Regions from separate parts of the Homo sapiens genome. Here region 2 is linked to region 1. Evidence: chromatin contacts called from ENCODE Hi-C or POLR2A ChIA-PET data. All regions are on one chromosome and are shown on one strand. The core of a region is the stretch at or near the end of the contact, and the rest is flanking DNA. Distances in the headings are between cores, read along the strand shown. Region 1 holds the start of CD44-AS1 (CD44 antisense RNA 1). Region 2 overlaps SLC1A2 (solute carrier family 1 member 2).

The links. Hi-C counts contacts between places; a loop is a spot of excess contacts on that map. ChIA-PET counts read pairs that join two places held with the same protein, here RNA polymerase II (POLR2A).
Region 2: a loop to region 1 is called in a map of PC-9, with 2.4 times the contacts of the local background. The contact joins the enhancer-like site here to the promoter of CD44-AS1 in region 1. A Hi-C loop is called at or near these places in 3 of 168 maps with a recorded cell type or tissue (MCF 10A, PC-9 and right cardiac atrium). POLR2A ChIA-PET finds 5 or more read pairs at or near these places in 2 of 52 experiments (AG04450 and OCI-LY7).

What each region holds. Positions count from the first base shown.
Region 1 is chr11:35,213,369-35,217,295 of GRCh38, forward strand. It overlaps CD44-AS1 (CD44 antisense RNA 1), which reads right to left and starts at 1,642. Exons shown (of 2, transcript NR_174965.1): 1 at 1,463-1,642. It overlaps CD44 (CD44 molecule (IN blood group)), which reads left to right. Exons shown (of 18, transcript NM_000610.4): 15 at 1,484-1,546. RefSeq lists enhancers at 872-2,071, 3,579-3,927.
Region 2 is chr11:35,361,827-35,365,559 of GRCh38, forward strand. All of the region lies in intron 1 of SLC1A2 (solute carrier family 1 member 2), which reads right to left. Among named protein-coding and RNA genes, the nearest start is that of SLC1A2-AS2, 55 kb to the right of the region's middle. Within about 2 kb of position 2,370, at least 19 of the 41 ENCODE cell types and tissues checked have a DNase peak (open chromatin) inside an H3K27ac peak, as active enhancers do; they include PC-9, where a contact is called at or near this core.

The DNA.
Region 1 (3,927 bases), core at 392-2,891:
CATTTTTCTCAGTCTTTACGCTTAATGTTAAGAACTAAAGCATTTGTTGAAGCAAGCGGATCACTTGAGGTCAGGAGTCTGAGACCAGCCTGGCCAACATGGCGAAACCTCGTCTCTACTAAAAATACAAAATATTAGCCAGGCATGGTGGCAGGTGCCTGTAGTCTCACCTACTCAGGAGACTAAGGCATGAAAATCACTTGAACCCAGGAATTGGAGGTTGCAGTGAGCCGAGATCGTGCCACTGCACTCCAGCCTGGGCGACAGAACGAGGCTCCGTCCCCCAAAAAAGAACTGAAGCATTTAGAATCATAGTGGCAGTGGTGGTGGTGGTGATGGTGATGGTGATGGTGATAATGATGGTGATGGGATGGTGACGGTCATGGTGATTTTGGTAGTGGGAGTATTGGTGTGGCATTTCAGCAAATGTTGTTTTCATTTGTTTTAACCATCAGCCAAGGAACAAAGCAATCTGTCTCTTCAATATAGTTACACAGGTGACTAAGTGTCACCCGCTTCCACCTTCTCTAATCAAGGAAATGGTGACGATCAGGTTACTATAGATTCCTTATAAGGTGCCTTCATAATGGATAACTGTAGCCATTTTATGTAAGCATTGTCCTGTGATTAAAAAAAAAAAAAGATTCCAGTATGCTTTTGAAAAATGTGGGTGGGGGAGAGAGTTTTAATATGCTGCATTCAAGATTTGACCTATGGATTTAGATTCTAGCAATTCATGAGGTTGTCTTAATCTAAAGCTTTCTGGTGATAGATGTTTGAGAAGCTAGGATTATATTAACTAGTCATGTTGAAACTACAGATTTAACTTTAAAAAATTATTTTAAACTTACTATAATACCCATATTCCAATACACATTATTAATGTTAGCTATCATCTCACCATTTCCTTTTTTACTTATTTTCAATTTTTTTTGAAAATAAGTAGTTGACCTTTCTCTTTGAATCTTTACATCATTCAATCCCAAGATTCCTTATTGCATACTAATTTCCTGCCGCCAAGAAATCTCTGTTTCATGCCCTAAGCCAGAGTATGCCCATTTGCAGTGATTATGTTTCTCATAATCCAATTCATATTGTCCTTATTTAAAATGTACAATGTCTAGTCTCAACCTCATACCTGCAAAGATATCACAATATTTTTGTTAGCATGTTCCTTACCACAGTTCTTGGATTTCTACCAAAACAAAGTTTCTACAAAACTTCCTGTGGTCATCCTTCTTAGCCTTTGCTGCCCCAGTTTCCTTAATTCTTATTAAAGTTCTAGCTCATTTATCAGTGGATTAAGCAATGAACGGTAATTAACATTGTGGACCCATTCAAGGCTGTTTTGCCATCATTTTTTGGAATACCTTAAAAAGACTAAACTTTGTGATAGGCTGTATAAGAATGCAAAGGTAAAGAAATGCAGATGGGAGTGTAAGTGAAAACATGCAGTACTGACCTTCCTGATTGCTCATTACAGGAGACCAAGACACATTCCACCCCAGTGGGGGGTCCCATACCACTCATGGATCTGAATCAGATGGTGAGTTCAAAACTGCTTTAGTCATTTACTGTTATAATCATTGAGCCTAATGATGACTACCAACGAAGTATGAGTCAGTGTCTCCAGAGAAGTGGTTCTCAAACCTTCTTAGCATACATCACAATTGCAGGGAGGGCTTATTAAACCACAATGCTGGACCCCACCCTTAAGGTTCCTGATTCAGTAGGTCTGGGGTGGAGCCCAAGCATTTGCATTTCTAATCAGTTCCCTGGTAATACTGACACTGCTGGGACAGGGATTGCACTTTGAGAGCTACTGCTCTGGAGGAAAGCCTTGCATCTGAAAGCCTCAGGAAGAATTCAAGCAGTGTCCCAATTTAACCTTGCACTACACCAGAGTGATTAAGAGCTTGAGCTTTGTAGCAAAAATGGCCTGAGTTCGATTCCAGCCCTCCGCATATTAACTGAGCAAGATGCTTTAAAGGGTCTGAGACAACATTTCTCAACTAATAAACTTGGAATAATAACAATTGTCACAGGACATTGTTTCAAAGACTAAATGATAGAATACATGTAAAGCATTTAGCATAATCCTGGCACATGATATCATCACTGGTATTTGTTGGGAATTTACTGTGTGCCAGCAGCATCTTTCTAAACACTTTACATGTATTAGGTTGGGCCAAATGGAACTGCCATTATTGTAGGTCAAGAACAGGTCAATATCGGCCAGGCACGGTGGCTCACACCTGTAATCCCAGCACTTTAGGAGGCCGAGGCAGGTGGATCACGAGGTCAGGAGTTCGAGACCAGCCTGGCCAACCCTGTCTCTACTAAAAATACAAAAATTAGCCGGGCGTGGTCCTGCGCACCTGTAATCCCAGCTACTCAGGAGGCTGAGGCAGGAGAATTGCTCGGACCTGGCAGGCAGAGTTTGCAGTGAGCCAAGATTGCACCACTGCACTCCAGCCTGGGTGACAGAGCAAGACTCTGTCTCAAAAAAAACCAAAAAACAAAAAACAAAAAAACAGGTTAATATCAGCAAATTCATAGAGTTTATCTAGTATGAACTCATTCAGTCATCCTATAAACTCTGTGACATAGGTAAGTACTATTATTATCCCCATGTTACAGATGAGGAAACTAAGGCTCAGAGAAGGTAAGTAACTTGGCAGAGTTGACAGGACCAGAGAGTGATGGAGCCACCTTTCAAGCCTGGAGGGCCTTGTATTACTTCTCATAGCACAGTCTGGAGAAGGCATTCCATAATGACCATAATTACTCCCAGGCATGAATTCTTAAATAGACTCCTGTTTGTTGTGATTCAGATCACACCCCTACAAACCTTACCCCAGACTGCAAAAGTCTGACATGAGGTAGGTTTACTAATTACTTCTACTGCTGGGCTACTGGGAGGTTCTGCCAGTGCTGCCTTACTGTGGTCTCCCTGAACATCATAAATCCAGGTGACCCCATGTAAATGATTTAAGCCATATCAATTATTGTCTCCCCTTTTTATGCCCAAGTTTGAGTGAGGCTCACCATCAGATTTAAATGTTTACACATTGAAAACAAATATGAAGATGGATATTTACATGGTGGCTTCCACAATAACTCTCTATGGAGGAGCACTAGGAGGTAGGGATTCATTAGAAATGCTTCTGAAATAGAGACAGAAGTCACAGGTTCACTGGGGACTTTAGGCAGGGCACTTAACCTTTCCCAGACTCAGTTTCCTTGTTAGTAAAAAGGAGATCAAATCATCTGCCTCAGTTGCTTCCTAGAGTTATTGTGAGGAAGACAGGGTACCAGAAGTGTGAAAGTACTCTGAAAAAGTAGGGAGTTATTATTAAGGGGCATGATCTCTAAAACCAAGAGACCCCAGCCACTCTCTAAGTATGATTCTTTAACCATCAGAGTGGACATCACCTAGGAACTTGTTGGAAATGCAGAATCCTTGGCCAACCCAGACCTACTGAATCAGGATCTGCATTTTAACTACACTCTCCCACCCAGGTGGTTTATATGCACATTAAAATTTGGAAGCTTAGACTGTGCTAGACTGCTTTTCTCACCATTGAAGCCAATTGAACAATCTCTGTGCATATGTCTCAGATTACATGTCATCTCCCAACAGGAATATCAAGTGCTCCTCTTTGTGGAACTTGCTACTGTGGCCAGTCCTACCCTGGCTGGATTTGTAGACATCTAGGGCACAAGGCAAGACCTGCTATCTCACATCCATCTTCTGTGGCTTTTGCTTGAAGTGAGAATCAAGCAGACAGGAGCCAGTCTCTTTTGTTTGGCTTCTGAGCAGGTGTCTATTGTTCAAACAGGAGGTTTCATCTTGCTGCACGCACACCCAGATCTTTTCTTGCTGGGAGCACTTCTTCTTTTTTTTTTTTTTTAAATCAAAATAAA
Region 2 (3,733 bases), core at 1,120-3,619, 150 kb after region 1:
ATTAACTGGGCATGGTGATGCCTGCCTGCAGTCTCAGCTACTCCAAGGGCTGAAGTAGAGGATCACTTGAGCCTGGGAGGTTGAGGCTGCAGTGAGCCACGTTCACACCACTGCACTCTAGCCTAGGTGATAGACACAGTGAGACCCTGTCTCAAAAATAAATAAATAATTAAAGACTTTTGTCATCATATTGGTAGGATTCAGGCTGCTATATAGAATTATTAATCTGACCAGAGGTTAGCACAGAGAATGGAGCTTCAGTTCTCACCTGGTATAGGCAATGGTGGAGATCGGGCCAGGGGACTCTCCAAACTACCATCTACCCCAGACAGCAGATGCCCAAGATGTTTTGCATGTGGCCTGATGCAGAGCTCTGCTCTGCACAATCCCCGCAGGTGTCTGGATCATCTAGACACACTCCTCACCATATCTGTGGCTCTTTCATAGCTGTCTCTGGCCCCTCCCTGGGCCATTTCAATCCCAATCTGAAATTTTCACAGGAGATATAACATCTGAGAGAGGACTGTTCTTCAGTTGGTTCCTAATAGCAGCCATAGATAAATATGTTAAAATAAAGAATCCTGTGGCCTGCAGTGGACATCTTTTGGAGCACCACCTGAGATTCCAATCCTACTTTCAACACTCATGAGCTGTGTGGCCTTGGACAGATTATCTAACATCTGTGAACCTCAAATACTTCATTCATACAACAGATGATAATAATAATAACTATTCACGGGACTGTAGTGAAAATTAATTCCATCAATACATGTGAAAGTGCCTGGAATGTGGCATGCAACATATGGTAACTATTATGATTATCCTTACTATGTTGTATTTGTTCATTCCACAAAAATTTCTTAGGCAAAACAACCATTGACTTTATGAGCCTTAAATGGCCTTTGAGCAACTTTGCTTTTGAGAGTCGCCATGGGAATCCATGGCAAATCCACAGCAAACTGGATTTTCAGGTCTCATGTCTTAGCAGCCTGACTACATCCAACTTCTAGTTGCAGCATCTACTCCCCCTTTTGGTGACATTTATCACTTTAGGACAATGATACTAGCTAATCTTCACTGAAGACTTACTATGTGCCAGCCACATTCTAAATGCTTCACATTTGGCTTGTTTGAATCTTTCAAAAACCTGATGAGGTAGCACTACTATTATTCCTATTGGGGACAAGAAGAAGGCACAGAGAGACTGAGCAACTTGCTGAAGTTCACAAAGCAGGTCAGCGGCAGACCCTCAAAGTCGGACTCCTGAGCCAATGCATGTTACTATTGCACACCCTGCCTCTCACTGGAGAGGCTTACTGTCTCTCTAGAGAAGGGGAGGTGTGCAGCATGAATGTCATAAAGGATGGGAAGTGGAGAAGCCAGGAGTGGCTGCAGGTGAGGTTCAGAAAGCAAAACCATCTTTTGGGTGTTGTGTATTCTGCCCCAGATGACAATTTTGGGGTTGTTCCAGACCGTGGATGTCTGAGTAGGAGGCAGACAGCAGGCTGTTGCCTGGTAGTGGGGAAGGAAGGGCGGATGGCTTGGAGCTTGGGACACAGCTAAAGTTGCTACAGATGCCTCTTCTCGGTTGCCAAAGGTTTTGTAACTTACAAAATAGGGAGCTCATTGGAGGGTTTCAAACCTCATTTGGGGTACAGGACCAGAGAATGCCTTCAGATCTCTCCAGGCTGTCAAATTCCAGGATACAAGTTCCCCCAGGGACATCTCTAACACATCTGGCTTGGTCTCAAAATGACAGAGGAACTAGCACTTAGAGCACTTTCTGTCAGCCAGTTGCTTTATACTGAGTTCTTCCAGCAACTCTCTGCACGGAATTATTATTATGTCCATCTTCTTGATGAGGCAAAGAGAGAGAAAATAACTTGCTCCAGGACACGTGGCTGACAAGGTCTGGAGCTAGGACCTGAGCCAAAGAAAGAAGGAAGAAAATGATATCTGGGTGTAGTACTTGGTACTCAATAGGTGTTTTGAACAGGAGGGGCATCATACCTTTTCCTCACTGATTGGTTCTCATTCAAGCATCTACAAAGGACCAGGACACGGAGGTGTACAAGGCAGGCTAGGTCTGTACCTGCACTGAGTGGTATTTCCTGTTCCACCAAAGACAAGAGCTTAGCAGGTGGCAGGGGCACCGGCAGAAAGAGGATGACCCTCAGACCCAGGACCCTGCACTGTTTTCCATTGCTGCCATCCCATGCACAGAGGCTGGATTGAAAAGCAGCTCTTGGAACAGAGTCTGCTTGCTCTGACACTAAGAACACCATATGTGTCCCTGCCACAAAGGGAGAGAAGACACTCCCTGCTGTTCTGGAGGTGGTGTCCAGGAGCTGGCAAGCAGCCTCTTGGCATTTTATTTCAATAGCTGAGGGTGGGGGCTGTGGGGAGAGTTAAGCAATGGAAAGTTTTCCTTTGTGCTGCCCTCACAAGGCATTTCTGGAAAGGGTCAGTTTGGGGTGATTCATCATCTACCCATGTAGACTCACACTGAGAAGCCAGCTCAGATACTGTGATTAAAAATACATTTCTTCTCACCTACTTTCTTATTAATATTCTGTAAGTGTACTAAAGGGGCCTCAGTCAATAGTAAGAAAAGTTCATTTACCCAGTAGTAGCTACACTGGCTCTAATCATTTGGTGAATGTAACTATCTACCTAAAGACTTGATTTTCTTTTCAAAGAGCTATGGTAAAATGCCAAGCACTAAACAATCCAGCAAAGCAATTACTTGCTCAACAGTCTGCTGAAGTTTGAATACCACTCACTAACTACACACATTAGGTAAGTGATCAGATTTCCCTGAGCCTTAGTTTCTTCATATGTAAAATGGAGATAATCAGGATACCTATTGTAGTCATAGGTTAATACATACACACCCCCATGATGGTGCCTGGAACATCACCTGCACTCAATACAAGTTAGCTATCATTATGCACACTCAACCTATTTCTTAATATTTATGGTCATTTATTCTCTTACTGTGTGTGCCAGGTGCAGGGCTGAGGGCTTATAGACATCACACAATTCAGTCCTCAAGACAACCCTGTGAGGTGGGTATTAAGCCCATATTACAGATGAGAAAATGGAGAAAAAGAAGTCCATACCTGGTGGATGGCAGAGCAGGGCAGGTTCATCTGAACGCACAGCCAATGCGTTTTAGAGTAAGACTGTGAAACTAGCAAGAGAGAAAACCTTATGATCTCTGTTTAACAGGTCAAGAAACTGAGGCAGAGAGATGTTAAGTGACAAATCCACATCCAGTTTTGTTTGCACAACACATGGGACAAACATCAAAGTGGATGGGTCAGGAGATGATACTGAGGAGGCCGAGGAATAAGCTGGCTTTCTCCCTTGACTAAAATAATACAGCAAAGGTGCTTCTGGTCCCTCTGGGGCTGGGTTGTATCCATGCCATTTGGGCAACTCCTCTAAGTGCCTCCAAAGCCCTTGACATTGCTCCTTACACATGATCAATGATATGGTAAAGCTGGTGTAACTACAGCCCTGCCATCAGCCTGGCTCTGAGGTCAGCATTTCCAGCATCAGTCTCAGTGTAGCATTCCCAAGTCTCCACAATCACCAAAGATCATAAACGGTGTGAGTTTGAATCCTTGTCGTAAAATCTGCTCCTAGGAACCCAAACCAACACAGAACCAAAGTAACACATGCCATTTTCAAGCAGAAACATTAACTTCTACATGTGGGATCACTCATC